Regions from separate parts of the Mus musculus genome. Here regions 2 and 3 are each linked to region 1. A link is a loop called in an ENCODE intact Hi-C map of the cell type or tissue named here. Cell type or tissue: left cerebral cortex. All regions are shown on one strand.

What was found. Hi-C counts contacts between places; a loop is a spot of excess contacts. Peaks named below come from ENCODE experiments on the same cell type or tissue, not always from the same donor. Only the 100,000 strongest peaks of a DNase experiment are listed, where the experiment ranks them.
Region 2: a loop joins it to region 1, with 2.1 times the contacts of the local background. A loop is called at or near these places in 11 of 42 quality-filtered maps.
Region 3: it touches region 1 in a loop (3-fold over the local background); 11 of 42 quality-filtered maps call a loop at or near these places.

Annotation. Positions count from the first base shown.
Region 1 is chr6:137,165,213-137,173,212 of GRCm38, reverse strand. It overlaps Rerg (RAS-like, estrogen-regulated, growth-inhibitor), which reads left to right and starts at 3,495. Exons shown (of 5, transcript NM_001164212.1): 1 at 3,495-3,733. In left cerebral cortex, a CTCF peak has its summit at 3,423 (motif pointing right); a DNase peak (open chromatin) is centred at 3,431; H3K4me3 peaks cover 740 bases.
Region 2 is chr6:136,994,943-137,002,942 of GRCm38, reverse strand. No RefSeq gene overlaps it. Among named protein-coding and RNA genes, the nearest start is that of Gm30055, 18 kb to the right of the region's middle. In left cerebral cortex, CTCF peaks have their summits at 3,026 (motif pointing right) and 7,217 (motif pointing left); DNase peaks (open chromatin) are centred at 3,681 and 4,547.
Region 3 is chr6:136,857,760-136,865,759 of GRCm38, reverse strand. No RefSeq gene overlaps it. Among named protein-coding and RNA genes, the nearest start is that of Art4, 4.2 kb to the right of the region's middle. In left cerebral cortex, a CTCF peak has its summit at 4,583 (motif pointing left); a DNase peak (open chromatin) is centred at 4,570.

The DNA of each region.
Region 1 (8,000 bases):
CTGTGACTGATCTGTGAGGCAGCTGCCATCAGGAGAGTGAGAGGATTTGCAGCTTTTGAGAAGAAGACCCAGGGTCAGAACAGTACAGTAGATGAGACTCCAGTGGTGCCCTTGTCTTTCTTGGTGCAGTGTGTCCAGACTTGCAGGTGTGACATTTATACATCCATGCTGTTGAGGGGTAGAGAGGTTCTTGTATTCACAGAGCAGCATTAAGAGGAAACAGGACTTCTTAATGGAGAGATAAAATACCACTTTTCCTGCCCAGAAGGCTGGGGTAGATTTTCTTAACAACCCGATGACTTTTCTGTGTGTGGAAGCAGACCACACTTTGCTATAGAGGCAGAACTTACCCTGATTCCCCAGAATGGTTATCCCAGACTCTTCCTTCCTGAGACCAGCATCTATCATAGCGAAGATGTCACATGTACTTTATGGCTGGCTAACCTCCATGCTACTAGTCAGAGATCACACTAAATTCTAGGCCTTTTAGCTACAGGGCCTGGCCTGGTAGTGACATGTACTTTGTAAAAGAGTTTCTAAGCAGTCACACCATAAGCCTTATTGTGCCCTGGAATTGGACTGGTTGTTGCCTGGAAACTTTTTTTTCCAAATTGTATTGTTTTAAATACGCTGACAATGAATCGTCTGACCTGATACCCCCTGAAGCCTGCTGAAATCAATCTGCACGAGGTTTTCATTCCTACCTCTCTGTGAGGTTCCTCTTCTCTCTGTGACACCTGCAGGAACACCTCATGTGTCCACTGCTTTTCTATCCACAGTAACAAGGATCTAGAACCAACCTACACACCCATTGACGGAAGAACGAGTCTCAAATATGTGTGTACATACACAGTGGAATTTTAATCATCTGTCAAGAAAGATGAAATTAAGAAACTGGCGGGGAAGTGGATGTAATTGTCAAGGTTACCTCTAAGGTAATAGAAAGTCTCAGATGAAGAAGCACAGGTTGTCTCTCCTAACAGTCATAGGTGTGGGTCCCACCACCTAAAAGTCACGTGATGTGAGAACATTCATAGGGTGTTGTGGTGAAAGGTCAGCTTAGGAACTTTGGGAAGGCCATGAAATACTTGCCCCCTCCCCCAAGGGAGAAGCTAATTACCATTTCTCAGACCACCGGGTAGAACCAACCTGCGGGTAGGAACCCATTCCTCAGGACTGACTGTTGCCCACCTTCAGACAAGGGAAGTCCTTGTCCCCTCATTCCCTAAAGATCAATCAGTTTAAAGGGTATACTGTTTCTGCCAATCATATTGTACCTAGTTGCTGATGCTCTATTCTGCCTCTGGAAACCATATAAAAACTCCCCAACGGTGCCGGAGGTCGCCGCCTCTCCTTCCAGTCTGGGACGACCCCAGTGCACTAGAACAATCAATTCTTCTTGCTTTTTGCATTGATCCCAGCTCCACGTGGTTCACTGGGGTGGGGGTGGGGGGTCCCGGTAAGATAAGGGTCCCTGGAGTCTTACAGTGGGAGTAGCTGTAGACTATGAAACTCCATAGATGACCATGAAAGGGGGGCAGAGAGGTGTTTGGGCACAAAAGGTCGTTTGTGACTTGAAAGCAGAAAGCAGTTGGGGGCTCAACAGAGGGAGGATAAGGAAGGGGGCAAGAAACAACAAACATTGTTTGAAAAATGCTACAGTGAAACTTACTTTTTGTAGGCTAATAAAAACTTCAGAAGAAACTGCAGGAGCGCACACTAATGCCTTCCTTATTGAGAGAGGAGTGCTGGCTTATAAGGGCTATACAAGAGGATATGGAGAGACAGCTAATGGGACAAGATGAGAAAGGCTGCTCCCATGAAACCTGGCTTGTGAGCTTGTGACCTCTTCAGCGAGATCTATTGGATAGGAAAGGCATAATAGAAACTCAGACTTAAGTCATTGTAAAAGTATATACATATATATTGTATATACATTATATATATATTCTAATTTTTATCCTAGACATAAATCATAGATACTGCAAATATCATATATTTAAAATGTATCATCTTTATAGACATTTTTATCAAGTACTGCTCTACAAAGCATGACAGGAAAAGAAGGTAGGTTGAAACTTGACGATATTAATGCTATAAAATTCCACACAATTTGAATTTTATAGAATTTTGCATTGTCTACAAATATAATTTGTCTTCTTACTGTAGGCTCTAAGACCGTTTGTATTCCGAGATGCTGAAATCGCTGTTTCTCAAGGACGGGACCCATGTCTTCAAGTCCACACTAAATAGCTCTTCCAAGTTCAGTGGATAAACAATTTAGATGTATCATGTCTCAAATGGTCTTGTTGCATCCGTTTGATCATTGTGCAGCAGGCCCTGCAACAGGGGGAGAGCATGGGTGCACACACAGTACTCTTCCCCCACTCTTCCAGCCCCTGGAATGTCAAGGGTTAGCAGAACAAGGAGAAACTTGAGAGAATGCAAAGCAAGCCCAATACTGGCAGGGTGCTGGGGCATGTGGGAGGGAGTGTCACTGTAGGTCAGATCTGGGGTCCCCAGGAAGTCGGGGAGGGGGGATCTGGAAATTCACGCTGGATGTGGTGTGTTAAAGGTTTCTCAGTGAGTTATCAGGACACATGCTGAGGCTATCACAAGTCCAACCTCTTCATCCACCCTGCCTGCCAAGTCTCTGCCTCCACGGGGCAGAGACTTTCTTCCACCAGAGTGGCTCCACTGATTATTCCTATCGCCCTGGGCCCCTGCCTGCTCCTGTTGCCTAGCCTCGCTTTCAGTGAGTCACCAGATACCCTGGTAAGAAAACCCAGCTTTGGAATGAAAAAGGAGAAAGGCATAGACATTTCCTGTTGCTTTGTTCATGCCCACCATCGTCTTTGGGAATCCTTTAACCTCTCAGAAGCTCTCCTTTCCCTCCGAAAGACCAGCAATTACAATAGCCATGCTTACCTCCAGGGAGGTGAATATCAAAGGAGATGGGGGATGTAAGCAGGTCTTGCTTAGCTTAGCATAGCATGCATGTTAATTATCTTTGTTGAGGTTTGAACGGGATGGGGTTTGACGCCAAAGCAAATCTTATAAATGCTGGTCTTCCAGAGGGAACAGAGCACACCGGGGACTTTCTCATATATACAAATATGAATTTCGGTTAAATTTGGTGTTTATATCTTTGGAAGTATATTTGTTTCCGATCCTTTCCGGATTTTCTCCCAGCCATTTACTAGTCTTGGACCCGTTTATTTCTATCTTTTTTAAAAATCCTCTGCTTCCTCTCGAATATCATGAAGATAACTGAACACATTCCCAGGGCGTATTAGCAAGATCCTTTGAAAAAAGGCGTAGAGAACACTGCGTAAGTGATGCTTTTTAATCAAGAAAGGACTTAGCTGAAGCCTGCAGGCCTGGCGCTGAGCTAGGCTGGGTTGTGAGGCGCTCGGCTCGCAGACTGGTCCAGCAGGGGGCGCCCGGGCACCTCACTGCAGCATCTTGGTGGCGGAGCGCAGCGGCGGCTGGCCGGAGCTCGCGTCCTGCCGCAGTCTCTGCGCTGCTAGTCTGAGCGAGCGCGAGGGAAGAGACCCCGTCCGGGCACCGCACTTGCAGCCCCAGCGACTCCCAACCGCAATCGCGGCCCCCCAACTCTCAAACGCCTCCTGTAGCCCGCGTGGGTCAGGGTGGGAGAGCTTCCTAGTCTCCGCGGGCGGATTGCGAACTTGGAGAGGACCGCGGCTGTCTCCCCGGCCTGGACAGTGAACAGGTGAGTGACACGCACGTGTCCAGGTGGCTCCCTGAGGACAGGGTACGAGCCCCTGAGGGCTCAGCCCCTGGGTGAGTCCCGGTGGTCTCCGGGTCCCTCCCTAAGGGCGACTTTGGGGTTCTCCTGAGAGATGTGAACGCCAGCCACCAGGCTTGACAGCGCGTCCTGCGCCTAAGGCGTCCTTCCGAATTAGGGGACATCTGCTCTTTATGTGGAGCCTGTGAGCTGCAGAACATGCAGCCCACTGTGGGCTTGCTCCTGGCTGCAGGACCTGTTGATCTCAGGGTAGCGAGCCAGCCGGGGGGCTTGCGCAGTCACAACCTCTTTGGTGTGGCTGTTGCCTTGTGATAAGATGAAGGAAAATTCCTAGCAGAGAAACTGAGAAATCTTGATTTCAGGAGAGGTCTGACCCAGAGAGAAGCGATCTCACTCCACCACCATCAGACTGGATTCACTGCTGTCTTGGACAGCTGTGCTTTGCTTTCTTTCTTTCTTTTTTTTTTTTTTCTTTTTCTTTTTAGAAGGCCATAAAAGCATTAAAATGTAATTATAAAGATGCCCCCACTCGCCTCAAGAGGAAGTGGAAAACTCTGACCTTGATAAACACAGTCTGCGAAATGATTTATTAGGAGCAAAACCTTTTGCTAAGTAAATAAACAGATGGATGAAGCTTTAGAAACGCAATTGTCGTAGGTCTAACAGAGTCCCCACAGGTAGCCTCTTTGGTTAGTATACACCTAAGTGTGGAGGGAGTCAATGAATTCGACGATTGGTCAGTAGTACCAAATGAAACAACACACGTCTTTCCTTCACTCTAATGTTTCCTCTGATGACTTCATGCATACGGAAAAGCAACGCCTTTCATCCCCTAAATATTTAGGTGTGATTTTAGGATGGAAACTTGAAACTTGTTTGGTTTTGCCTCCGGGAAAGCAAATCTGCTCCGAGAGTGAACTTCAGGCCACGGCAGGAATAGTTCCTGTGTTTGAACCATTGAGTTTCCTCAGATCTGAGGGATAGAAGGTCTCTGGTTAATTCAACAGATACTTGCCTGTAGGTTACTATGACAACAATTGACACGTTGATGGTTTCCGTCAAATTTTCATGGGGAAATAAAATGTGAAGGCATCTTTAGAGGGCAGCGTTGCATCGCCCCCCCCTTTTCCCTAAACATATTAGGCGGCTGACATTAAGCAGCTGGATCTTTATGACGTCATAAATGGGGACACTTTATGACATCACAAATGGGACACTTTAACTAACATAATTAATTTCTCCTATGTGAGACCCGTGAGCTTCGGAGGCCAAGGGGAGTTGCTGAAATATTTGACTTGGCTTTAAAAACATATACTTTGATGCTTACTTTAAATGAAGACTATAGCCAGATTCTAGATGCATGGGGATGATACTTTTGCATGAAATGGCAAGTTATTGTCTACAGATGCTCCGTACACAAGCACGCTCTGTGTTTCAAAGAGCCAGCAGCTGTTTGTAAGTTAAAAAAAAATCTAGTAAACAAATTCAACATGCAAACCTTAAATAGAAGGGAGATATATAAAATGACAAATGAGGAATTTTGTTTTGACCCACTGTCTGCTTATAGGTGGACCAGCCTGGAACTCATGATGTAGTCTAAGCTGGTCTTGAATTCAGTATCTCCCCCCCCACACACACACACACTCCTGCCTCCCGAATGCTAGGGTTACAGGGCAGCACCTAAAGAAGGACTTACTTCATCTATAGCCAAAGAATGGGGTAGGACATTTAAGATCTTAGTTTGAGACTGACTACAAAGTTGCCGTTGTCTGTCTGGAGATGTTAAACCCCTGCCTCTTCTTCGCTTAGGAGCACCCACACCTTAGCAACCTGCACACCGAAATGTGTGAGGCCCATGTTAATGGCTCAGATACAGCAGAGAGAAAACAGAAGCCCACTCTTCCTTGTGGGCTATGTATCCAGAGGGAGCTCTGTTTTCTCTTTCCCCTTCTTGGGCTGTCTTTAAAAGCTGTATACCCAAACATTGGCTCAGACAGGGTCAGTTAGCACATTTAGGTAACAGATTGTGGTTAACCTCCCACCCCACCCCACCCCACCCCCTTTGATTTTTTGAGAAAGTTTCTGTAACCCAGGCTGGCCTCAAGTTGGCTTTGCAGCTGAGAGTGGCCTCTGAACCTCTTCCTAAATTGTGGAATTATAGGTGTGTGTCACCATGCCTGGCACAAATACAACTTTACAGACTAGAACAGTGAGTGACCTCTGAACTCCCGTGCCACTGAATTGATGTATATAAAGTGAGGTTTGGAGTTCATGTCAGCCATTGATGGAGTTCAGGCAGTGGGAGTCCCTTAGCCCGTGGGAAAGATGGGAGGTTTCTCATGGTTGGCTGTGCTAGGGGGCAACCACAGTGAACATATCCAGAGCTCTGTTGTGACAGCTTGTCAGGTTGTATGTCAAGTTGTGAAGAAGGGAACTCCGTGTTTTTAGTCATTAAAACAGTGAGTGCCTGGGGACAACTGTGCATATGGTGAGAGGGGGAGGGGACAGTCAAGACCTCAAGCAAGTTTTCTCCGTTGCTGTGTGGCCCCTAAAGAATGCTTCAACTTTTCTGGAAAGTGGAAGCCTGGGGTGGGGTAGCATTCTAAGGGCTGCCAGGCTGCATAGCCAGATCTGAGCATAAGAAAGGACTTGTTTTTATAGAGCCGAGCCAGCACATCACAGGTACAAGTGACAGACACACCATAGCCTAATATAATAAATAGTTTAGGGAGTTTTCCTAGTTGGAAAAGGCTGCCTACTAAAGACACTATTTTCAGAGGACATAAACTTATCTTGGATACCTGGAAGTGACCAAGCAGACACAGATGAGTTGGCTGGCAGAGGAAAAAGCTTTCTGCGCTGGCTGGGAGATTGCTTTGATTGATCCACACCGAAGGCCTTTTCCAAGTTTACATTTTCTTGGTATTAAGAGCCCAGATGTTGGGCTGATGGTGTAACCTGTGGCCAAGATGTTTGCTTGCCTTTGGAGTGAGGCCTTAGACTCAATTCCCTACACAGCATACAATACAGCCAACAAAGACTCCAGATGTCATGGCTAAGGAGCATCCTGAATACAATGAGCATGGGTTGTAGACAATGCCGTGCTTCCAGTGTGAGGGCGCTGTTGTAATCAGGCTTGCCTGAGTTCATCTTTAAAAGGGACTCCAACTGTGGCACACAACTCATACCTTTTGTGTGCTAGGTTATCATACCCAGCAAAACATAGAGGTATGATTGGATATTATGTATTGTTTTGAACCACGTGCATCTGTTACATAGTTTTTCCTGTGACCTAGTGTGAACTGGGATGAAATTTAACCTTGACATAGAAAATTGGATGGTGTAGCAATAGAGTTGACTGATATCAATGCATATTGTTCAATAAAGAGATTCCAAGAGCCTCTCCCCATTGTGTATATTTATATGTTGAGTATTTATAAACAGGTGATAAATGCATTCATTCACATACCATTTATTATCAATTATACCAAGAAACAATTTATTCATAAAAACTTATTAGAGGAAACATATTTAAGAGATATGATGTGTATACATGCCTTAAAGCCAAAGGGTTCTAAATTCTTTTTGTTTAAGGTTTATTTTATTTTTAGTTATGCATATGTGTGTTTGGAGGTGTGTACTTGTGAATGCAGTACCTACAGAGACCACAAGAGATCTTTGGGTAATGTGAGTGCTGGGAACCAAACTCAGGTCTTCCGAAAGAGCAAGATTTGTGCTTAAGCACGGAAACATCCCTCCGGCCCCAGATCTAAATTCTTAAGTCCCAACTTCACTTACTACTAGTTAAGTGGTTTAAGTGAGTTACTCCTATGGCCCTCTCTCTGGACAGTGGTGAAAATCCAATCAGAAGATACGTCACTTGGGGATGTGAAGGCCAGTGGTAATTATCAACCTGATAGAATTCTGGAAATCACCTGGGAGACGGAGTTTCGAGCAGGCCTGTGGGAGGTTCTCTTGATAGAGTTCAGATGGGAAGCCCCGCCCAGTGCGAGGTGAACAGTGGCCTGCGTTGATCCTGTAAGGTTTTCTGGTTGTAGATGTGACAGGACCAACTGCTTCACACTGCTACTGTGCTGCCTTCTTGACAGCCATGATCGACTGACTATAGCTTGAACTTCCAACAACAATAAGCCCTTTCTCCCTTGTTTTTGCCACAGTGATAGGATAAGACAAAAGGTCGCGTGTGCGCGCGCGCGTGCGTGTGTGTGTG
Region 2 (8,000 bases), 170 kb after region 1:
ACACACAGTACAGGCACACAGTCACAGGCACACAGTCACAGGCACACAGCACAGGCACACAGCACAGGCACACAGCACAGGCACACAGTCACAGGCACACAGCACAGGCACACAGCACAGGCACACAGCACAGGCACACAGCACAGGCACACAGCACAGGCACACAGCACAGGTACACAGCACAGGCACACAGCACAGGCACATAGCACAGGCATACAGTCACAGAGAGGTAAAATGCTGCAGGCTCAGCTTCGCACTTCTGGTTTTTTATGTTCCCTTGCACTCTCCCGCTCTGTGGAGTAAATGTTTTTCTACAGCAATGTTACCAGAGCCGTGGCTGTTAACGTGCAAGCCAGCGGATTCACAGTGGTCAATAGCAAAGACTGGACCACTGGGCTTCTCATGAGATTCACGGAGCTGCGCTTGGGTTTCAAACTTATGTATGTATTGTTCCCGGTTTGTTTTTCCTCAGACAGGGTCTCTTCTAGTGCAGGCTGGCTTCAACCTAATTGGCTACTGTAGCCCAGGATAACTTTGAACTCCTGCCCTTCCCACTTCTGTGTGCTGAGTTCCGTCGGGTGCCGAGAAGCCAAGTGTGAGGTGACTTTGATCACTGTGGTGTAAACAGAGCCTCTGCAGGCTTCCTTCTCTGATTCAGAACAGTAGGCAAATGGTGTTATGATTCCAAAGGTAGCCATAAAGGGTGAAGTCTGTGTTAAGTTTCAAACCCAGGGTAAAAGGCGGAGGTACCTCTTTAACATAGCAAGGTGGTTCTGGCTTCCAGGGTCTCTCAGCATCCGCCAGTCCCTACCTGTTACAGGGTATGGCTGGAGCTCTACCCAGAATTCTCCAGCCTAGGGTCTGGGCTGCCCTTCCCCCACAGGCTCATCCTTATCATCTAGACAGTCTGGTTACCCGCCCCTTTGTACCTTTGGCTCCTTGCTGCTGCTACACCTGATTCCCATCTTTACCCTCTCCCAGCATGCCCCAACTCAGTATAGTCATGTCAACTCTAGACTCTCTCAAGCAGCTCTGACTCTGCCCATGCTCGCTCCACGAATCTATAATAAACTTCCTCCTCCCCATGTCTGTAGTGACTTCAGAGCCTTCTGTCTACAGACTTTAAAAGTCAGGTGTTCTAGCACCACCAGTTGAAGACCATGTGTAAAACCTGAAGTTAACCTATAAGCCCCACCCACCCAGGAACCAAGTAACTTCCTGGAATGCTGGGAGTTGTAGTTCTTAGAAAGTAACAAAGCCTCATGGGAAAACATCATGGCCTTTCCATTTATAAGCCCCTGCAAAACTCAGCTGACCAAAACCCATCTTGGCTAGTATTTAATTAGAAGCTTGGCTGAAGTGGTGAAACTGGTTTTTCTCCAGCGAATTTCAGGGGCATTAGACATTCCACTTATTTACTTTCCTCCACCATTGAGCTGTGAGAAGTCATATTCCTTTCTCCTGTTTGCTTTCTCTTAATGAAGCAAAGGGTATAGCAGCAGTGAAATGCATTCCAACTTCCAGTGCAGCCCCCATTACATCGTATTGCAAACTCCTTGAACTCAAGAGGAGACAGCCTATATAGGTTTTGCTTTCTTTTTTTCTTTCTTTTCTTTTCTTTTCTTTCTTTCTTTCTTTCTTTCTTTCTTTTTTTTTTTTTTTTTTTTTGATAAATACAGTTAAGCGTACCCTCCTTGCCACTATGTCTATCTGTTATGAGGATAAAAGGGAAAATGACTTGGGGTGGAAAACTATGGCAGAACCCCCCCTTAACAGGAAAAGTTTTGCGGGGGGGGGGGGGAGAAAAAGTCTTTCTGAAGGCCATCACCCAGGTGAGCCTAGCTGCAGAGCAGGGACTGCCTAGTTCTGCTTTAATCTTCCTGCACGGACAGGGATCTCTCTGAATTGCTCTCCCAATAACTGGCTTTTGTGAGCACTGTTGAATCTGATTATATTCTGTCGCGCTAGGAACATCAAGACAGCTTAGAGCCTTTGCACAACCCCACCCCAGTGTAATTCCGTGCTCAGTCCCGGGCTACAGCAGAGCTTCGGTTGTGTCAAAGGCGATCATGGATCACCTGTTCACTCTGCTGCTTTCTGTGTCTCTGACAAAGGACCCGAGCTCTGTGAATTTGTTCTGTCTCATTGTCCCTGATAGAGATGTATTCTTTTCTCTCTCTTTCAGATTTGGCAGAAAAACATTGCCCGAGGCAGAGATTACTCTTATCGGACTTCTTTTCTGTAGCATTTCCCCTGATATGGCTCAGTGTAGAGAAGATGAGGCCAAGGCTCTCACACAATAGAGCTTTAAAATAACTAACAACGATCTGCCTTGTACATCTCGGTTGAAGTAGAACAGCTTTCTCTCTCTCTCTCTCTCTCTCTCTCTCTCTCTCTCTCTCTCTCTCTCTCTCTCTCTCTCTCTCTCTCTCTCTCTCTCTCTCTCTCTCTCTCTCTCTCTCTCTCTCTCTCTCTCTCTCTCTCTTCTGAGACAGGGTTTCTCTGCATAACCCTGGCTGTCCTGGAATTCACTTTGTAGAGCAGGCTGACCTTGAACTCAGAAATTCACCTGCCTCTGCCTCCCGAGTGCTGGGATCAAAGGCGTGCGCCACCACGCCCGGCATAGAACAGATCTCTTAAAATGAAGGAAAGCATTTGGCATGTTAAGTAAGAAATTTAAAGTCCAAAGCTCTTTCCCATTGTTCCAAATCCCCCTCCCCACCATTCCTACATTCTCCAAGGGGCCCTTAGAAGTGTTCACTTGTTAAGAGTTTGAATGTAGAGCCGGGCTTGGTAGCACACGCCTTTAATCCCAGCACTCGGGAGGCATAGGCAGACGGATTTCTGAGTTCGAGGCCAGCCTGGTCTACATAGTGAGTTCCAGGACAGCCAGGGCTATACAGAGAAACCCTGTCTTGAAAAAACAAAAACAAACAAACAAACAAACACCAAAAAACCAAAAACAAACAAAAAAAGAGTTTGAATGTAGAAGGCTCACAGCGCATGTGTTTTTGACAGTCCCAGCAGGTGGCGCTGTTTGGGAGGACTGAGGCGTCTTTACCTTGTGGTGCCTGGCTGGTGAGAATAGGGGATTTTGACCTGTCTGTGCCTGGTTCTGGCCTGTGTTCTCTGTTTACTATCTGTTCGCAGGTAAAATGCTTTGCCTTTTGTCTCCAGCACTCTAGAGCCACAGGGAGCAGTGGCCATCCTGCCATGGTGGACTGAAATCGCTCTGAAACCATGAGCCAAAAGAAGACCACCCTCCCCAGAGTTGCTTCTGAAGTGTGCTCGGTCACACTCCCACACTCCGGGGGGAAGTAGTTATGTCACTCTACATTCTCACATCAGACCTGTGCACTCCTCCGCAGAGTCCCCTCTTGGGAAGACAGACGGAGCAAAGGTAATATCCTATGGCTTCGGAACAGATTTAGAAAGCTCCCCAGATGCGTGTGGACAGAACTGAGTGGGACACTGTACAAAGCTGATAGGATCTTTAAGAGGTTGAGCCTAGAGGCAAGTCCTAACTCATCCGGGACATGCTGTCCAAGGGGGTTGTGGGATTCTGCATTCTCTGGCTCCCTGGACATGAGGTGAGTGGTTTTGCATCCCTAAGCTCCTACCACAGCGTGCTTCCTTGACAAAGGACAAGAATAATGGCACGAATCACTCAAGATCTGAGACTTAAAGCAGAGCTATCCCAAACCTTTTCTCTTTCTAAGTTTCACACACCAGATGCTTGTCACAGTGATTCAAAATGTGACTCATATTATCTCACGGGCAAGAATTCTTCCTTCCCAGTACACTGTAGGGTTTTCAAACCAGTGGGGATAGCTCATTTATCATCATCATTCACATCTTAATACTATTCTCAATGTGATGTTGCCATTAGAGTGGTCATCTTAGAAGATACACCAACCTTTTAACCCATTAACCCATCTCTTCCCCTCTTTTTATACTTATACTAATTACTGTGTGGCCATGCTGGCTAGTGTGTATTTCACTCCACACCAAACCAAGACTTTCAGGACTCTCCTGATCTCAGCCAACCTTCCTCTGTATATCTGACACTAGCATTCAGTGTAACTCCAGCTCCAAGAGATCAGATATTCCCTTCTGGTTTCTGTGGTTACCGGTATACAAGGCATACACACATACATACAAGAAAAAGAAAACAAGAAAGTATTCAGTAGCAGGACCCTCTGACTTGGAGGGTCCACACCCCATCCCTCCACAAATCTAACCACTAGATTCTAACCCTTTCCTTCTTCGAAGCTTGCCTTTGTGGGGGCTGAGTCTTGAGATCGGAGCATTTTGACTGAAATAAAGCAAATTATGGCAATTAAAGGCCTTGCCTACCTTGAAACCTTTTGCCATTCTTGGAGCCACTATTGGCTTTCTGCACTCTCTGCTTTCTTCCTTGAGTCACTGAATTGGGGTTTCTTACTATGAGATCTGAGAATAGCGATGGTTTGCACACAAGCTCCACTCTCTGGTTTTCGAGGGTGGAAACAGAGAAAGTACAAGAGGGGGAGGAAGGTTAGCATTCAAGCCAAAGCCAGAAACAAAGAGAACGCACTGTGGTGTCTCTGCGGCTGATGCCTGACTCCCACACTGCTGTATTCTACTGCAATTAAGCTCTCAGTTTCCAACTCTCTACAATTGTGCTCTCCAACGGCATTTCAGAAACAGGGAAGCCGGAGCCCATCGCACACCCTTATTTTTAGCATCTATTAATTGCATGAAGCAAAGGGCTCCTGTTGACATTTCCATACTTGCACATAATGTCCTTTCATCTACTCCCAACCTCCAGCACTCTTGTGATCTCACCTCCCTCTCGCCTCCCACACTCACAATGGTCCCCTCTGTCCTTTTCTTCTTCTCCTAGATCTCAGAGTGAGAGAAAGGATGGGATACCTGCTCTTGTAAGATTGGCTTAATTCACCGAACGTGATGACCTCAGATTCCATTAGCTTTCTTGGAGGTGATAGAATTTTGTTCTTTATAGCTGAATAATTGAGTTTATTTATGTACTGTATTTTATTTCATCGATGGACATCAGAGATTATTTCATAATCTGATAATATGTATCATATTATATATTATATTTGTATATAACATAATATATACATATGTATATTTTCATAATATTGTGAATACTGCAATGGTGAAAATGGGTACTCGGGTGTCTCTGTGGCAAGCAGAACTCAAAATGTGCTTAAAACCTTAAGTAAGAATTGACACGCTGATGGGACTGGGCAGGCAGACTGATCAGTCAGCGAAGTGGTTGCTACACAGGCATGAGGATATGAGTTCCTCTTCCCAGCACCCACATACAAACAACAACAAAGCTAAAAGCAGGGTACACATCCCTACACTGGAAACAGGGTCCCAGGTAGATAGATCACTGGAGCTCACCAGCCAGCCAGCCTGAGGTTCCGTGGGAGACCCTGCCAAAAACACAAAGTGGAAATGGGTAGATCAACACACCCAGGGTATGCATGTATTAATAGACATATATGTGAATGCACACACACACACACACATGTATACACACCTACACAAAAGAAAAGGACACAAGCTTTGGAGATACTAGAGAAGAACATACAGGAAATACGTCACTCTGGGCATTGATAATTACTCTCGGAACGCTGCTGTATCAGCTCAGAAAATAACAGCAAGAACTGATAGCTTGCATTAAACTGAATTTAAAATGCTTCTGCACAGCAAATGGAGTGACCCACAGAGTAAAGAGACGGCTCCATAAAGGGAGAGGGGCTTTGGAGGAGTGTGCCAGGTATCCATCTATCAGGGGCTTAACCTCCAAAATGCTTGAAGAGTCCAAACACTGAAAAATCAGTCACTGGACATGTCACCTGGATACTTTTCAAATTGAGTTTAACATGTTGATAAGTCCACTGGAACATAGCCAACATCCTCAGCCTGCAGCATGCAATAGAAGCCGTTTGTCATAAACAAGACATGATCCATAACTTTAGCTAATGCAGTGAGTGCACACAAAGCAGCCACCACCCTGTGGTTCCATTTCAGGTTTCAGAGTTGAAGGAGAAGGCTGAGGAGAGATGGAGTCCAGGGTCTGTTAGAATTCACTCACTCTGAGTCTCCTTCTGTGCCTGGTCCCTTTTCCCCTCAGCAAGGAATTTCTTTTCACAGTTTCCTGTTCACTGTTTCTTGGTATTTCAAAGGCAGCTGACTGACAAGCTGTGACAGGACATTTCTGGGGGACTCTGCTTCACTTCATTTTGGCTTTTCCCTCACAAAACAAAACAAGCAGGGCACTTAAAATGTGAAAAATAAAGGTGTAATTTTGACACAAAGTGAGAGCTTTGTCTATTTCGCTTTCCAAGGAGTCCAGGGAAATACCATTTGAAGTTCTGCCAGCCGGCTGCTTCATGTAGACGAGCTAATTACAATAGTCAGATAAGAAGTTCATGCGGAAGTATGCATGTAACCTTTATAATAAATTACTGCTTAAAAACCCAATGAATTCAGACAGAACAGGCGAAAGCTTTAAGCCTTTTAGCAAGCTGCTCTTTGTTAAGCTGGTTTTTTTGTTGTTGTTGTTGTTGTTGTTGTTTTTCAAGAAAATAATGAGAGGGGGCAAGAGTGACAGAGAGAGACCAAGGGAGATACAAAATTACTTAGTTATGGAAAGATGAGAGGAGGGAGCAGGAGCCCGGTACACAGCATAACCTAAGCCTTTTGTGCCACAAACCTAAGGCTCAGAGCCTACAGATGAGGGGAGAAATATGCAGAAGGGAATCAAAAGAGACAGGAAATCTGACAACGAGCCCCCAAGCACAAAGCCAGGGCCCGAAAACGGGGACCACTGTTGAGAATGGGCTAGCTAGTTATCCAAAGTTCCCTTAAACCTAACACTTGGGAGGCTGGATCAGGCAGATTGCTGTGAGTTTAAGGCAAGCCCGGGCTACATAGTGCGTTTTAGATTAGCCCAGGAACAGAATAATATGTCTCCAAAACGAGGAGGAGGAAGAGGAGGACAAGGAGGAGGAGGAGGAAAGAGCAGAGGAAAATGAGGGGGAAGAGAAGGAAGATGAGCCGAAGGAGGGGAAGAAGGAAGTGGATTTTCTGTTGGATGTACGTACTTTTAAAGCGGAGCCAAGTCTAAATCATGGCAGAAGCCCAGTGGTCACTTCAAATGAGGGACTAACCACCCGGAAGTGGGCGCAAGGCAGTCTCTGCCCCCTGGCGGCAGACAAGACAACTTGAGGTCCACGCCTAAGGTTAAATCCTGGCTGCCAGGGCCCATGGCTACTCAGGAAAGTCCCACCTTACATGCACCCCCTTTCTCTTAAGTGGCTTGTCCTTACCCCTTAACCTTGTTAAGCGTCCTCCTTGGCTGAGGAGTTAGAATTTGTCTGGCTGACTCTACACACTGCTTTGCTCTGCTCAGTTCTCCGTACCTCTGCAAAGCAAGGACACCACCACAAAAGCAAGCCAAGGATGGAACAGGCGACCAGGTGTGATACCTTGTGCGTGAATTGCTTGTCTTGTTGATTCCACAAAACACCTGACAAAACCGACTCAGGAAAGGGAGCACTTTGGCTCACACTTCAAGGGTCTGGTGCATGGTGGTGGGGGAGGCAGGGCAGCAGGAGCGCAGGGAGCGAGGGAGCTGGTCAGTTGCACCCAGTCAGGAAGAGGGGCAGATGGGTACAGGTTCCCTTTGTTCGGAACCCCAGCCTGTAGAGTTCTGCTACTCACATTTAAGGTGGATCTTCCCATCTGGGTTAGCCTAATCTAGAAAAATCCTTCATCGAAATGCCCAGGCATTTGTTTCCACAGCGATCAGAAATCCTGTCAAATTGACAATCAGCGTTAACTACACGGAACACAACTGCAGTCCTCACTCTTGAAAGGCTGAGATGGGAGCGTCGAAAACGAGGAGTGTGGGAGCCTTGCCTAAACTACATAGCAGGTCCCAAGGCAGCCTTTACTATAGTGTGAGACGCTGTCTTCTT
Region 3 (8,000 bases), 310 kb after region 1:
AAATCAGGATGGATGCCTGTATCCTGCTCATTTCATTAGTCTATACTGTATGAGCTAGAGATTAGGGGACCACATCCAGAGAAGGCACACAGAAGGCAATGGCACTTAAGACTAAGCCTGTCGATGATAGCTCAGTGGTTAGGGTGTTCGGCTACCTTGTACAAGGCCCTAGGTTTAGTTCCCAGAACTGATGGTGTGCATGTCTGTTATCTCAGCCCTCGGGAGGTGGAGGCAGAGGATCTGAAGTTCAAAGTCATGCTTAGTTAGATAGTGTCCTTAGGAAGCGTCAAAACTCAATAGCTGAGTGCTTGCCTGTGGTAGGTGAGGACCAGGTTCATTCCCCAACATCGCAAAAAATAGATTAAGTAAACATAACAGCAACCATTTGCTAGTAATCCCAAATCACTTTTGTTTTGTTTTAAATTTCTAGCGCAAATCTTTAATATAATGGTTTCCCTTTATTACACATAGAAATATAAAAACGTGCTATGGATCTCTGCATTTTCTAAAACTCAAATGCTTTTTTAAAAGGTCATCGTTTATGTTACGTGCATGAGTATTGGCCTGCATGATGTATGCGTGCTGTGTGCTTGTGTGCCCGTGGAAGCCGGAAGAGGGTGTCTGATCCCCTGAAACTGAAATTACATGTGGTTGTGAGCGGCTACGCAGATGCTAGGGACCAAACCAGGATCCTGTGCAGGAGCAGCAAATGTTCTCAGCCAATGAACCATCTCCATGGCCCCTCAAATGCTTTTTAAACTAAATCTTATTGATGTTTTTTTTTTTCATTTAAAAAAAATCCATGTAAAATACTAAAAGAGATCTGTGTACCCAGTAACCCTAATTTCCCCACCCTCCCTCCGCCACTCTTTATTGCTTGGAAAAATGGAATCTGGTATCAGCTTCTTCGATTCACGTCCCTGTTAAAAATCTCCCTGTGATGAACAAGCCTCCGCCCGTCTCGGCACCCTATAACATGTTCCATAATGACCGCTTCTGAAGATTCATCTACCTCTGTGACCTGAAAGCCAAGACTAAGGTCACGGAGTCCGAGGTTGGGTCTGGCCCACGTGATCAAGCAAGAGACCAGGCATGTCGGCTCCCCATCCTATCCCGCTGCTGGCTTAGATCATCATGGTTCAAATCACGGGGAGAATTAGAACTGGCCATTCTACCGGTCAATATGTGAACAGTGTCTAAGCTGGACTCCGAGTGTGAGTAGCTGTTTTTCCTGCTCATTAGTCACAAAATGTCAATGTTTATGTGACTGCAGTTGGAATCCAGAGGCACCAGATTGACCAAAACTTTCCTTTCTCAACATTACAGTTTTGTACACAACTTACATGAAAGCGTAACTGCGGTCGCTCGCACATTGGCTGCAAAACAATGTTTTCCTTGACAGCAATTAGGGTTTTGCCCAAAGATCTGCCAGCCTGAAACAACATTTAAAGACATATTTTTTTAATTAAGGAAAGAAAATTACTATTAATGAAGCGATGAAACCACATGCTAAGACCAGAAAACCTATGTTACGTTTCAGCTAAAATGTGTCTTGCTGGTTTCTACATTAGGATAACAGTATCGAGTTGTTCAGTTAACACATTTACAATCAAAAGTGTGTTGAACTTGAAAAGCCTTTGTTTGCAAGATATACACTGCACCATCTTCTTCTATAGGAACAATGACAACAAAATACAGTCATCCTTAAAACATCCATGACAGAATAGGAATCCACTGAGCTAGCAAGACCAAATCAGGAAGCCTTTAAGATGCTATTTTCCCCCACTGTGTACGCACCTAAAGAAAAGCTCACTTAGCCACTGGCACAACTGATGCCATGTGTATGACATCTCTAAGGATCTGCAGAGCTCACCTGGGAAGCTGGAAAGCATCTAAAACAAAAATCTCTTGTCTCTACCTGGCTTTACGGGACCTAAGCTGCTGGCAATAAAAGAGGTCAAGTTCTAGAACAAATTAGATATTTAAAATTAAGCCAACTCTAGGTAGACATGGCGGCACAAGCCTGTAATTGTAGCATCTTAGGAGAGGCAGGAGGATCAGGGTTACAAATGGTACTTGGATAGCTTGAGGCCACCTGGATTACGTGAGACCCTGTGATGAAAATAAATAATAATCTGTCAAACAAAAAGGATGGAAATATTGCATTGCCATAACCCACGGTGATGTCTCTAAGGACCGTGGGAACTGGGAAAAAATTTGTCTTAGAGCCTAGAGAAGCTGCAAGAAAAACAGAAGGGAAAATTAAGTAGACGTGTGTGTAAGATTCCAGAGAATGTGGAAACTATGAGGTGTGGATCCCTGCCTACCAGTGTCCAGCTCAGCTCCAGTTGTATTTCCGTGGGTTGCCCTATGTCTTAGCAACGGTCTGACTTCCTTGTCTGTATCCTGGAGACCCTCGACTTCATGCACAATTGGCAGCTAATTGTATTAGGAGTTAACATCTTACTTAGGGGTGTGTGTGTGTGTGTGTGTGTGTGTGTGTGTGTGTGTGTGTGTGTGTATCATAATTTTCTCACCTCTTCCAGTCTGGTGTCCCCTGCTTTTTCCTTACTGCTGGGCCTGTTGTAGGTGGAGGAGGGGACTCTCTCTCCTGGCACAGCCTTGAACTTAGTTTGTGGGAAAGAATTGAGAATAAACATACACTTCTCTTGGGTCTGGGTTTCTCGAAGTTCCTAAAATAATTCACCTATGCACACACATAAAGTTCAAAACCTTCCCTGCAAGTGACGCTGCAGATGCTCACGTAAGACAGGTCCAGTCCTGTGCTCTCCCAACCATCGCCTCCATCCTGTTTCCTATGGATGAGCCCACTCACTGTATCCCTGAAGGAGGTCCTCCCTGTGTCTAGGGAGAGGAGGAAGCGCCTGCTTCACATTGTTTTCAGTTGCTGAGTACTTCGGACTGGGAAAGTTATCAAGAAGGAAGAGGTTTTGTAGGCAGAGTCTTGTGTAGGCTGAGAAAGGTGTAACCATGCCTGGTTTTACACCAGTTCTGAGGGGTGAACTCAGAGGCTCATGAATGCTAACAGAGCATCCTTCCAACTCGGCCACATCCTCGGCCTCAATAAGGGAGACCAAAGAACTCAGGGTGAAAAGCACTTGCCACCAAGACCGATGACCTGGGCCATCAGAGTGGAGGAAGAAGACCCATTCCTTTACATTGTCCTGACTGCCAACACGCTAGCTGTGCATCTCCCTAGGTTTTAACAATTTTTTTTAAAGTAAAGATTTATTTAGCACATGGCTTTGCAGAGTGGGATTCCCAATCCCTACTAAGGCCTTCTTCCCGCTTCTCAACATAGCAGAGGTGTCACTTGGCTGGAACACGGAGCTACAAGGCCTACATCGTTCCAGGCTCTGTTATGTCCAGCTGTAGCACGGAGAGTGTTTTACAGGAAGACAGTGAGCGTTTTAACTCCATGAGAGCTGTTCGCAGGATAACACCCACCCACCCTTGCAAGGCTCTGGGGACTTCGCAGAGACGGGTGGCAGAACAGGAAGGGTTGGAGTCATGGAGTACCAAGGTATAACAGTGACCACTGGAAGCGGCAGCACCTCTGTCTTCTGGAACCCACAGCAGCTCTGGTCTCCGGCACAAGGCTAAGCCAACGAGCATTCTAACATGGAGTGGAGAGTCTTATGAGTCCCCACCCTAAATGAGACGCTATCGATGGCCAATGGCTTCTGGGAAGGCAGACTATTCTTCTTTAGGTGGGTGTCCCCTGGACGGTCAAGCACACTCCTGTGGATGGCCCCGAACCCATGAGTATATGGGTAGCACACATGGACTTGGTGGGATATTTGTAAAAAGGATGCAAAGTTGGGAGAGGCCGGGGGAGGTGGGATGCAGACTCAGGAGGAGCTGGGGGAGGGGCGGAAAAGCAATATGATCAGAATGGACTGCATAAGATCTTCAAGGAGCTGATAAACATATTATAGTGTTCAGAGGTCTGTCCAGAATAAAGGAATGTATGGGGAGGATGAGCAGCACTGGGTACTGACATTTCACCACAGTCCCTCCCTCCCTCCCTTGTTCATTCATTCATTCATTCATTCATTCATTCATTCAACAAACACTTCTCCAGCTGTTGTAGGGCTCAGGTACAGCCTAAGATGCTTTCTTGATAGGGCAGAGAGTGGATTGATTCACAGTCACCGCGGTAGCTGACAGCTTCACTCACTTCTCTGAGGATGTTGACGGTAAATGATAACTGAGAGTTACAAAGTACAGGCAGCTTAAAAATGATTTGACTGTCGAATACGGGGCCTCTACCAAACTCCTCTCCTGGCAACAGCACGGATTTCTAGCAGTAAGATGCCTCGTCGATAAAACCGACACACGGGTGAGAGTTCAAGATCTCAACAGGAGCTGCTGAGAATCGAGTAGGGCTATACAAGCATCTCCCACCCCTAAACTCTAGGCAAGACCCTCCCAGTGACTAAACTACTTAATGTAAGGCCTGAAAAAAAATCACACTGAAAAACACTTTCCTTTTCCTCCTGCAACACACAACACAGGGAATCACATTAAATGTTATCAAAGTTCCTGCTGCCCTCTACTGGTCTAAGTCTAGAAGTGGCATTCACAGTAAGAATGTTAGCGAACGCTGCCCAAACAATAATTACAAACTGACACCACTCATTTCGAGCTTGGGGAGACAGTGGAGTATGAAGGACAGGAGAGTAAGTAACTCGTTCAATTTCCCAAAACCTCACCTCAGTAGCCACATCTAGGGAGTGAAAGTTAAGGTGACTCTTTCGGGACTGGAGAGGTGGCACAGATGTTAACAGCACTTACTGCTCTTGCAGAGAACCTGAGTTCAATTCCCACACAGAGAGGTTCACACCTACCTATCAAACCTGAGGGTGTGGGTTCACAGCCACCTATCAAACCTGAAGATGCGATGCCCTCCTCTGACCTCCACAGGCACCAGGCACACATGTGGCAAACAGATACATGAAAGCAAAACATTCATCCAATAAAAATGAAGATAAAAGGTTCTAAATGTCTCTACTCCTGACTCTCTTGCAGGCTGAGAAAACAAGCATAAAGCCAAACAGAAGAGGTGCCCAGCAGAGTCTCTCACGAAAGCAGGAGTCTGACCTCGCTAACCTTCCTGAGTCTGTGAGGCCCAGCAAGATGTCTCACCTTAAAGCTAGCTTAGCCAGTGTGTGAATGAGTGAGGAGCACGGTGGTAACGCTCAGATTCTAACTCCAGTTCTTGCCATGCCTCCAATACCCAGGAGCAGCTGGTAATGGGGAATCTAAGAATTTCAAACATCTTAAGAGGCCATTTCAAACATCGCTGGTGGCTGCCATTAAACCTAAATATACACATTCATATCTCAGCGGTCAGTTCTCTCGATTATGTCTTCAAGCATACAGAAAACACACTCAGGCTCGTGCTGCAAGCATGTCCGAGAGTTAGCAACGATAGTCCAAAACGGAACATTAAAGGGAAGGCACTCAGTGGTCCCTTAGCAGGAGCACCTAATGAAAGACTATTATACAACCGCAAAACCTAAGTCCTGCATGTCGGCCTCAAGGGCATTACGCTGAGTGGGGAAAGGTTAAAAAACATCAACACCCTGTGTGCTTTGTTTATCCAATATCCTTCAAGTGACAAATCTGCAGGGGCAATGGGAAAACAGTTATTTCTAGAGATTAGGGGTGGCAGGGAGGAGAGAGAAGCCATGACTCCTAGAGGTCACAAGGTCACGATTAGGTTTATGTAGTGATATGTAGTTTTCCATTTTTCTTATATTTTATTTATTTGTCTATTTATTTGTGTGTGAGAGAGAGGGTGTTCTGCCTGCTTGCAAGTCTACGCAGCACATGTGTACCTTTTGTCTGTGGAGACTGGATGAGGATATAAGACCCCCTGTAGCTGGAGTTACAGTTCACTGTGAGCTGCCGTGTGGGTGCTGGGAGTCAAACCCAGCTCCTCTGTGAGGGTGGCAAACCGTCTTACCCACTGAGCCATCTCTCCAGCCCCTGGATTTACATCTTTATAGTGGCCGAGTGCGTCTCCTAAAGGCTCTGCAAGTGATGAAAGGCGACAGACGTGCACACGTTCCATTCCACCAGAATCTGTCTCCTGGCTGTCATACTGTGTCATGGTTCATGAGACACAGCTACAGGAAAGAACTGTGTGTGGCAGAGCACACAGGCTTCACTGTGCCGGGTCAAATCCATGGCCAGTTCAAATTGCTGTTAGGTTAAAGGTAAGTTTAAGACTTACAGAGCCGCTGGCTGTGGCGACAAACACCTTTAATCAGAGCACTCAGGGAGCAGGGGCAGCATATCTCTGTAACACTGAGGCCAGTCTACACAAACTGTTCCAGGCTAGCCAAGGCTACAGAGTTAGACTCGGTCACAAAGAAGGGGGGAGGGAGGAAGAAGAAAAGAAGGGAAGAAAGAGAAAAATGAACCACAGAGTAAAATCTTATTTAAAAGCCATTTTTAAAGTCCATTAAGAAACTGGCTGAGTTTCACCTCCTCGCGGTACATTCTCTATGCTTGCCCTTGCCTAATCCTCGCTAGTTCCGATGTCTCCACCTATGCACCTATTCTGATCCTGAGCAGCTAGTCAATTTTGTCAAGTATTAGGTATTAGTGGGAAACAGTAAACATGGCTTTATCTTAAGTTTGGAGCTCTTGAGCACATCTGTAATCCCAGCACTCCTGAGACAGGGACAGAGAATCAAGAATTCAAGGCAAGTTCGAGCTACACACACACACACACACACACACACACACACACACACACACACACACATTAATAGTAAATGTTACAGTGCTGGCTGCTGATGCAGCTGCATTGGTCGAGTGCTTGTCTAGCATAAAGGCCTGGCAGTCTGACCCCCCAGTACCATAGAAACAGGTTATGATGGCTTACCCCTGCTATTCCAGTACCCAGGAGATAGAGACAGAGGATCAAAGATTGAGTGTCAGCCTCAGTTCCATATTGAGTTCAAAACCAGCCTCGGATATATGAGACACTATCTTGAAAAAAACCCTTGAAAAATTAATCATTAGGGCTGGAAAGACGGCTCTGCTGGGAAGGCACTGGCCATGCAGCTCACAGGAACTCATCAGGCAGAGCAACAACAGAACAAACGCAGCACGCGCCTGCAGTCCTAGTATGGGGACGCAGACACGGGGCTTCTCAATCCACTACCAAATCTGTGAGCTCCAGGTTCACTGAAAGCCCGGATCAAAAACTAAGGTGGAGAGTGAGGGGTAGGAAGACACTCAAGTTGAACACACACACAAGCACACACACACACACACACACTTGTGAGAAACAAACAAATAAATAAATAAAACATTAATGGGAAACAAACAGTATACAAAGTCTTGTGATTTCACTTCTGCTCTGTGTGTGTGTGTGTGTGTGTGTGTGTGTGTGTGTGTGTGTGTTGTGGGTATAAAGCCAAAATGTAAATCAAAATAGTGGCTTTCTCCAAGCAATCATTTTGAATAATTAGCGTTCCTTCTTTTATGCTTCTATGACTTGGGAAACTTCAGACAGACCAATATTTAACGTGGTAAAAAGAAAGCAGGACCACAATTCCCAAGAACGGAATTTGGTTCTTGTCACAGTTAGATAAGAGGCAGGGAACATAAACAACGTCTGCGAGCCAGCAGACTCTGAAAGGTCGGGAGTAGTGGAAGGACAGCCAGACTTGAGCAGGAAATGTGGTTAACAGTGGAAAGTCGGACTTAACTCCTGCCTGCGGGCCTCATTGCAGATTACAATAGATAGAAAACCTGAAGCTCTCAAAAGAAATAAACATTCAAAGCTGTGACTCCAACAGCCCCCGTCTCTGAACGGGGATGTTTCAAACACACCGTGGAGAGGCAGCAAAGAACACACAACATTAAAAGCCTGTGCTGCTGGAGGGCAATCATTCCAGGGCAGGGCTATCAGCACTGCCAGATGAGCCTGACACAGGTCCACCTTAAGATCGCATCTC